Regions from separate parts of the Homo sapiens genome. Here region 1 is linked to region 2. A link is an interaction called in ENCODE POLR2A ChIA-PET data of the cell type or tissue named here. Cell type or tissue: K562. All regions are shown on one strand. Each heading gives the region's core, and the rest is flanking DNA. Links, peaks and the distances in the headings are about the cores only.

Region 1 (4,376 bases), core at 185-4,184, 1.4 Mb before region 2:
GGCCTGGTCACCTCATCCCCCTGCGTTCACTGTCCCCTGCCAGGTGCCAGCCCTGAGTGTCCTGAGCCTGCTTGGCCAGTCAGATTGTCCAGCCCAGACCCCATCCCGTTGTGCTGTGCAGGGCCTGGGTTCCCTGAGGAAGCTGGGGTGGGGGTACAGGTGCTCAGGACCCAGCCGAGGGTGCAGCCCGCTCAGCACACCCAGCCTGAGCTTTTGGGAAGACAGGCATGACCTGCTGGCCCAGGATTGTGGGGTTTCACTGCTGAGTCCCACGCCAGGCCAGGCTCCTCTCTTTCTCAGGGGGTCACCCCAGGAGCGACACCCCCACCAGAGGTCCCCTGCTCCCTGAGGCATTCTATGGCTGGGCCTTGGAGCCTGAGTGGCTCTGAACACACTCCCTACCAGGATGTTGAAGGCCTGAGGCCTGCAGAACAGAGCCCAGGGTCCTGGCTCTGATTGCCCCAACGCAGAACTGCAGGTCTGGCCCAGGTGGTCCCCAGGTTACAGGCATTAGAAGCTTGCCACCCCCCATGGCTGGCTGTGTCCCCGCGGGCCTGCAGCATGTCCATTCCTGGGTGGGGGTGGCCTGGCCGCCTGCCCTGGTCACTGACGCGCCACCGTTCCCTTGTGTCTTCCTGTGTTGCTGCCACAGCGTGAACTCAGCGTCAGGTAAGACTTGCACAGCTGTCTGCACAGATGGAGGCACTTCCAACACCTCCAAGGAGCTCTGGGGTCTGGGCTGTGATCCAGCCAGGCAGCTGGCTCTTCCCCAGTCACAGAAGGGGTGGTGTGGAGTGGTCCCAGCCCTGCTTCTGCCTCCCCTTGCTGGCAGATGAGGACACTGAGGCACAGAGACGTGAAGTAGCTTGCCCAGCGTCACGGAGTCCTGACCCTGTCCTGGCCAGACTTTGCTGGAGGCTCCCCTGACTCCTGAGTCTGTCTATGGGATTTGACCCCAGAGAGCACAGCTGTCCTCCTGAGCCAGCACTGCCAGGCCTCTGGGGCAGTGACTACAGACATGTCCCAGCAGCCAGGGAGCCTGCTGTACCTCCTGTGCCCAGCCTCACGGACCAGTCAGCTTTCCCTGGTTGCAGGTGGAGGGCCTCGCGCCTGTCCTCCCACCCACCCGGGTCCTGCTTGCCCCAGCTCTGTCCTCGCAGCCCGCACAGCTCTGCCAGCAGGAACTGGGCAACTGCAGCAAGAAGCTTGGGCTGGGCCGGGGCCGCATCCCACTGTCCCTCCCCAAGGGCAGGCATGCAGGGGGGTCAGCCACAAGGGACCTGCCCTTCTCCCTGCCTTCTGTGGGTTGGGAGGCTCCTGACTGAGCCACCTGGAGGGAGAGCCCTCACATTCAGAGCCCTCCAAAGAGTTTGCCAAATGTTGGAAATGCCTCCAGGGCCCGTCCACCAGCCGTCCAGCTTCCGGTGCCTGCATGAGTCTCCGCTTGGCCCTCTCCTCGGCCTAGGAACCCGCAGGTCTTGTCCCGTCAGGTTCCTCCTGAAGCTTTTGTTCTGAGAGGAAAAACTTTCCAGGGTTTCAAACTTGGAAAAACACCTGAACGCAGCCAGACACATTTTCCGTCGTCTGGTCAGCCAAGGAAGTGTTGGCCTGTGGCTGCACTCACTTCCTTCAGCCCCAGGAAGCCTTGGTCGGGGGCAGGAGGGAGGGTCAGGCAGGGCTGGGGGCCTGACCGCCCACACTCCTCCTCAGGCCTGCGGGGAACGCCCTGCTCCCCAACTAAGCAGCCTTCTCTTTGTTCTCTTCCTTCTCTCTGTAAACCCCCGTTTCCTGCCTTGTTCCCTCCCTGAACATGCTCTTCACCTGGCAAGCAGAGGAAGCTACGTTGGGATATGTGAGCAGTGTGCTCCGTGGTGCTGCTGTGTGACCCGCCTTCCCGTAGCCCCTTGCCCCGCTGCTCCCGCTAGGCCCTCTTTCCTGCTCCTGCCCCGCCCCTTTCCCTGCCGCTGTCACGCCTCTTTTCTGCCCTGCCACACCCCATTTCCGGCCCCGCCCCTTTCCCTGCCGCTGTCACGCCTCTTTTCTGCCCTGCCACACCCCATTCCCGGCCCCGCCCCTTTCCCTGCCGCTGTCACGCCTCTTTTCTGCCCTGCCACACCCCATTCCCGGCCCCGCCCCTTTCCCTGCCGCTGTCACGCCTCTTTTCTGCCCTGCCACACCCCATTCCCGGCCCCGCCCCTTTCCCTGCCGCTGTCACGCCTCTTTTCTGCCCTGCCACACCCCATTCCCGGCCCCGCCCCTTTCCCTGCCGCTGTCACGCCTCTTTTCTGCCCTGCCACACCCCATTCCCGGCCCCGCCCCTTTCCCTGCCGCTGTCACGCCTCTTTTCTGCCCTGCCACACCCAATTCCGTGCCCTGCCTCTTTCCTTCCCCTGCCACACCCAATTCTGTGGCCTGTCGCTTTCCTCTTCCTGCCCCTGCATCACCCCCTTTCCTGCCCCGCCCCATTCCCTGCCCCTGTCATGCCCCTTTCCGGCTTTGCCTCCTCCCTGTCCCACCTCTTTCTTGCCTCCACCCCGCCCTTTTCCTGCCCGCTCCTAGACCTGCTGCTGCCCCGGCCATCCCCAGGCTTGGGCAGCGGGGCGGGACGGGACAGCCAAGAGACACTGAGCCAGCTTTGCCCCCCACCCCCCTCTCTTGAGGGGCCGCGCACCACCTCGGGGAGGAGCCAGGGCGGGGCCTGACCCCACAAAGCTTTAGTTCCCCCGGGGAGAGGCTGGGGACAAGCTACCCATTCTGGGGTATGACACCTATCAGCACGTGTGAGCCCGCCCTGTGCCCGGCCCACTTCTGCTTCCTCTTAGCGCAGGAGGGGTCCCGCACTGGGAGGGGCCCTCACAGCCTACCCCGCTAGCTTTCTGCCTGATGGTGAGCTTGCCCCGTTGTTCGCCGCCATCTTTCGCCTTTGCCTGACAGCTCAGGTAGGGCGACGTCTCCCCCCAGCTCAGCCCCAGGCAGAAGTCAGGCCCGCTCTGCACCTCGTGCTGTGCCTGGCCCGTGTGTTCCCCTCACAGTGACGCACAGCCGTCCTGTGGGGAGGGAGGGCTCTGGGAAAAGACCCCCTTCTTGAGTGTTCCCCATCGGTTTGTCCCCAGGGCTGCGCTGGCCTCGGCACACCAGTGCCACCCGCTGCCCCGGACGCTGAGCGTCCTGAAGAGCACGCCGCAGGTACGGGGCATGCACACCATCATCAGGTGAGGGCCCACCTGGGGACGGGGCGGCCCCGGGCGCGTGCTCCCGCTCAACTGTTGGCCCCACAGGGACAAGGAGACCAGTCGCGACGAGTTCATCTTCTACTCCAAGAGACTGATGCGGCTGCTCATCGAGCACGCGCTCTCCTTCCTGCCCTTTCAGGTTCGTAGCCCGTAGCCCGCGAGGTGGAGGGTGGGTCTTGGAGCCGGTGCGAGCTCCCTGCGCTCACCGGAGTCCTCACCCTGCACCCCACAGGACTGCGTCGTACAGACCCCGCAGGGGCAGGACTATGCGGGCAAGTGCTATGCGGGGAAGCAGGTACCTGCCTGGGCACACCTGGGCGCGGGACAGGCTGCTGGGGCGGGATGTGGGCGCTTAGCCTCCCCTCCCCGCAGATCACCGGTGTGTCCATTCTGCGCGCCGGTGAAACCATGGAGCCCGCGCTGCGCGCTGTGTGCAAAGACGTGCGCATCGGCACCATCCTCATCCAGACCAACCAGCTTACCGGGGAGCCCGAGGTGCCTGGGGGCAGCCGGGGTGATGAGCCCGGGGGTAGGGGGCAGAGGGAGCTCACAGCAAGGGGACGCAGGGAGCCCCACCTGCAGCCTGACCCCTGCTGCCCGCAGCTCCACTACCTGAGGCTGCCCAAGGACATCAGCGATGACCACGTGATCCTCATGGACTGCACCGTGTCCACGGGCGCGGCGGCCATGATGGCAGTGCGCGTGCTCCTGGTGAGTGAGCCCTGGGTAGGCGGGGCAGGTTCAGGCAGAGGTGGGATTTACCTGCCCAATACACTCGGTAGGACCACGACGTGCCTGAGGACAAGATCTTTTTGCTGTCGCTGCTCATGGCAGAGATGGGCGTGCACTCAGTGGCCTATGCATTTCCGCGAGTGAGAATCATCACCACGGCGGTGGACAAGCGGGTCAATGACCTTTTCCGCATCATCCCAGGCATTGGTGAGGCTGCCCGGGCCCTTCAGCCGCACATGAGGGCAGGGTGGGTGGCCCTGGGAGGCCCCACCACACTGGACCCCCCCCCCCCTTTTTCCAGGGAACTTTGGCGACCGCTACTTTGGGACAGACGCGGTCCCCGATGGCAGTGACGAGGAGGAAGTGGCCTACACGGGTTAGCTGCCCAGTGAGCCATCCCGTCCCCACCAC
Region 2 (4,376 bases), core at 71-4,070:
CAGGCACACAGCCCACACACTGCATGATTCCATTTAGAAAGTTCCAGCTGAAACAGATCTGATCCATGCTGGCTAGTCCATGATTGCTGGGACAGAGGAAGGGGATGACTGCCAAGGTATATGAGGGAAGTTTTTGAACTGATGGAATCTTCCAGATCTTGGTTGTGATGGTGGTTGCATGAGTGTAAAACTCAACATTTGTTAAAACTCTACAAACTTCACACTTAAAATCTGTGCATTTTTTTTGTATGTAAATTATATGACAACCAAGCTGACCCTGAGAGAGCACGCAGGACGTGGGGTCCACCCGATGAGACACACCTGGCCAGAGACAGGACGATCTGAGCTGCAAAGATGATAATAATTGCAGTGGACTGAGACCTACCAAACACGTTTCGGTTCATGAATCCATAATGATACATATTTCTTTTAAATTCAAAGGCAGTCACCATTTATTAACTTACCAGATTACAAAAATAATGATGTAGACCTGAGTTCATTCTGCTAGAAAGCCTGCTGGTCTGGTCTTCCTGGCTGCCAGCACCCCTACCTTCTACAAAACGAGTGGGCTTTTTCTTCATTTCACCTGGTGGAGAAGAGAACTTCAGCCCACAGGAGGTAGTCTGCTTCTTTGAAGTGTTTTCCAGCAGCGTAGATCTCATGCATCAGACCCTCCACGCAGACGATGCCGTATTGACCAGGAACTCCAGCAGTGGAAGAGCGCTCTCCAAGGTGGCCCGCTTCCTGTTGGTGTTGCCGGAGCCGTGCCTGGAGACCTGCTCCTCTACCGACTTCGTGTTCAGGCCCCCGACACAGTGCGGTGTCTGCTTCCACGTCCTGAAGGCACGTTCACTGAAGCCTTGCTGAGATGGACAGATGTGCCCCTGAAGACACAGTAAAGGTGAACAAGCTGCAAGCCCACACCGGGGACCCCCTGCTGCCAATGGCCAGGCCAGTCTGGGCTCCCAGGTGCGTACGACGAAGTGCCTCTGTCCCAGTGCCACAGTGACTCGGATCCCAGCTCTGGGCTCTGTATTCCTTGCGGTGGTGCAAAGCTTTCTCATAACTCAGCTTCCCCCTTGGCTTTCAAAGCATCTTTTTAAAAACTCCTGTCTCAGGCACCTGATCTTTAGTTCTGTGAAATCCTTCACTGCTCCATAAGGGGCTTCTGGTGCAGCAGGAACCTTCTCTTCCCTTCGATGCCGTCCACAGTTCCTGCTGGAAAGGGGCCTGCGCGCACAGTGGTATCGAGCAAGCCAATCCTCAGGAGGGCTTCGGGGACCTGGTGCATTTTCCTGAAAAGCGGCGGCTGCAGGAGAAGATTTGTGCCTTTATCCTGCTTCCTCTGGACAGTGGCACTGGGGATGAGACTGCGTGGAGGAGAAGAGTTTCCATAAAGGTATCCCGACAAATAAGTGAAAAAGAACTTCCAGACTCAGGACATCACCGTCTTGCAACCTTGATGGATTAGTGGCTTGAGGCACAGAGCAAGCCTGGCCACCATTCCAGGAGTGCACAGCCCTGACCTGTGTCCTCCTGATGGGGGGACAAAACAGAACCTGGGTTCCTGCTGCAGGGATGCAGCCTGAGTGGGAGGAGTCTCCGGGTCCAGCCACCAGCACACAGGAAGCTCAGAGGACAGAGGAACAGGCAGAACTGCACCAAGAGGGCGCCACCAGCAATCCTGATGCATGACACACCCCAGGCCAAACGACCTGGTCCTTCAGCAGACACATTATAAAAAAAAAAAGAGAGAGCAACAGGAGGGACCTACAGACTGAAACAGACTTGAAACATTTTTAAAATCAAGCTGTTATAAAAAGTTAGGCAAAGCTGGCAGGCTGTCGTGGCTCCCTGCCTCCCCACAGGCCCCACTTTCCCACAGGCCCTGCCTCCCCACAGACCCCGCCTTCCCACAGGCCCCACTTTCCCACAGGCCCCACCTTCTCACAGGCCCCGCCTCCCCACAGACCCCACCTTCCCACAGACCCCGCCTTCCCACAGACCCCGCCTTCCCACAGGCCCCGCCTTCTCACAGGCCCCACCTCCCCACAGGCCCCACCTCCCCACAGGTCCCATCCCACTTCCTGTCTACAGGAACTTCCACAGGGTCTCATTGAGGTGCCAGGGCAGAGGGGTGGTGAGGGGCCATAGCTTTGGGGAGGGGAACACAGAGGGAGAGGGAAGGGAAGGGGGAAGCACAGGGTTCACCTGGGAAAGCCCAAACAACCCCCCATGTGACTGCCTCATTCTGAGCTTCTCAGGGAAGCTCCCTCAGCCACCTCCCACCCATCCCCCTCCCCCACCTCAGGGACCCAACCTCCTCCCTCACTCAGCCTCCCCTGTCTGCCTTAGCTCACACCCAGCCCCTTCTCCAAACTGCCTGCGTCTGCTGCCGGAACCCTCTGTTGGCCCCTAATCCTACTGATGGGTGGTCTCACCTGCTGCGAGGCATTAGGCGTCTGTGTGATTGTGTGGTGGGGGGATGGGAGCGTGTGTGCATGTGAGTGTGTGCACATGTGTGCCTATGTGTGTGTGTTGTGCATGTGTGGGTGTGTGCATATATATGTTTGTGCACATGTGTGTGCCTGTGTGCATGCATGTGTACTCATGTATACATACATGAGTACCTGCATTGCTTTGTGTATCTGTGAGAAGCTGTGCATACATGTGCGTTTATGTGTGTGTGGAGGGGTGTGCCTGCATGTCCGTGTGTGGGAATGTGCAGGTAAGTGCATGTGTAAGCATGTGTCTGGGTGTGCACGTGTGTGCCTGTGTGTGCATCGTGCATGTGTGCATTGTGTGTGCCTGTGTGAGAATGTGCATGTGCCTCTGTGTGTGTGTTTGCACGTGTGTGTGTTTGCACATGTGTGGGTGTGTGCACATGTGAGCCTGTGCCAGTGTATGGGGTGTGTATGTGCTTGTGTGTGTTTCCCCAGCTGTAAGTGCTTGGCATTGGACTGAGCCAGAGGCGCACTGACGAGGAGAAGCACATGCCAATGCTGCTGGTGCTCGGTGGCATGACCGCTGTCATTCTGAAGTTTTTGTCTGACAGTGGAGGGATCTCCCCCAGAACACACTGGGGAGCTGGGGAGGATAAACAAGGTCTGAAACTGGGAATGAGCAGCTCATCTTTATTAAGGGTGGGCCTAGATACCCGTTCAGGGGCCATTGGTGGCATAGGTGCCAGGTGGAGTCCCTTCAGCAGTGGCTCCAGCCATAGCAGAGGAGGCGTTCCCAGCTGCACGGACTGGCATCGCCTCCAGCCCTGGTCAGCACAGATGTGCTGAACTTCCCCGTCAGCTGTTGCCCTTCACACACTGGAGCACTGTGGGGCTGGGGCTGAGAGAATGCCTCAGCATTGACAAAGAGAAGAATTTCTTTCAAATGAGCATTTTCCTTTTCTTTGTGAGTAATGGACATTTCAGGGCTGACCTACAGGAAAAAAAAAAACCCAGGGCAGGAGCCAGGACCAGAATTCTGTCCTAGAGCACCAGCCTCGCCCCCAGCACGCTGGGACAAGTGGACACAAAGTGAGGAAGCAGGAGACGGAGTGGCCGGGGTGGGAGCAGGGTCTCTTCTAAGGGCTCAAGATCCAGGACTGAAACACACAAACCCAGGTGGTCGGCCCAGGGGTCCTGGGGAGGGCGTGTGGGTGTTCCCACTGGAGGCAGCAGAGCAGGGATCTGGAATCCTTGGTCCAACCCAGGTCATTGCTCCTTGTCTTCAAGAGTTTCCAAAGCTTCCAGATCACGGGTTGTTCCTGAAACTTGGGAGGCCGCATTGGCCATTCTGCCTGGGACCCCGCCTCCTGTTCAGGCCCTCGGAGGCTTGTCCACACCCTGCCCCCGTTCTCTGGCTTCCTCCACAAATACACCTGGAGGAAGTCCCAGGCCACGGACACGGGAGCAAGGGGCTGGGAGAGACAACCTCGACAAGCGACCCCACAGCCTAGCGCTTGGTGGCCCGTGTGCCCTGCTGCAGACCAGAGGCCGCCCGGTCAGCAGGACCTGAGGAGGGACAGGGTGCTGGGGTGGGAGATGGACAGCGCCTGAGCGAGCTGCTGAGGAGAGGGAAGTAGGGCCCTGCAGAGGGACGGGAGCCACGGCAGGGGCGGCAGGTGTGGTGGGTGCAGGAGGTGCGGTGGGCGCAGCAGGTGCGGTGGGCGCAGCAGGCGTGGTGGGTGACCCACGGGAGGCTGCTCAGGCCTTTGCCTCCATCCCATGCTCAGGAGGAAGGAAGTCAGGATGTTTTTGGTGATGCCATGGAACCACAGGCATGTCAGAGCCAGCAGAGTTTGGACAACGTTGTGCCCAGGGCTTGGCACAGGAGCATTTGTGGACAGCAGTGAGGTTGCTCGCATTGGTCATGGATGG

Evidence for each region. ChIA-PET counts read pairs that join two places held together with the same protein. Peaks named below come from ENCODE experiments on the same cell type or tissue, not always from the same donor. Only the 100,000 strongest peaks of a DNase experiment are listed, where the experiment ranks them.
Region 1: POLR2A ChIA-PET joins it to region 2 with 5 read pairs; 1 of 35 experiments calls an interaction of 5 or more read pairs at or near these places.

What each region holds. Positions count from the first base shown.
Region 1 is chr20:63,939,946-63,944,321 of GRCh38, reverse strand. It overlaps UCKL1 (uridine-cytidine kinase 1 like 1), which reads left to right. Exons shown (of 15, transcript NM_017859.4): 8 at 653-669; 9 at 3,114-3,212; 10 at 3,279-3,372; 11 at 3,466-3,528; 12 at 3,606-3,728; 13 at 3,837-3,944; 14 at 4,016-4,172; 15 at 4,267-4,376. The coding sequence ends at 4,346. MIR1914 (microRNA 1914) reads left to right here and starts at 2,778; the gene lies at 2,778-2,857. It overlaps MIR647 (microRNA 647), which reads left to right and starts at 1,596; the gene lies at 1,596-1,691. RefSeq lists enhancers at 579-1,290, 1,291-2,004. In K562, for the core only: no CTCF peak of the experiment used is centred there; DNase peaks (open chromatin) are centred at 1,930 and 2,432.
Region 2 is chr20:62,569,503-62,573,878 of GRCh38, reverse strand. MIR1-1HG (MIR1-1 host gene) reads right to left here. Exons shown (of 4, transcript NR_171007.1): 4 at 3,115-3,435. It also overlaps the pseudogene RPL7P3. Among named protein-coding and RNA genes, the nearest start is that of MIR133A2, 6.8 kb to the right of the region's middle. RefSeq lists enhancers at 1,642-1,771, 4,074-4,376 and a silencer at 1,962-2,051. In K562, for the core only: a CTCF peak has its summit at 1,668; DNase peaks (open chromatin) are centred at 1,648 and 2,008; H3K27me3 peaks cover 2,366 bases.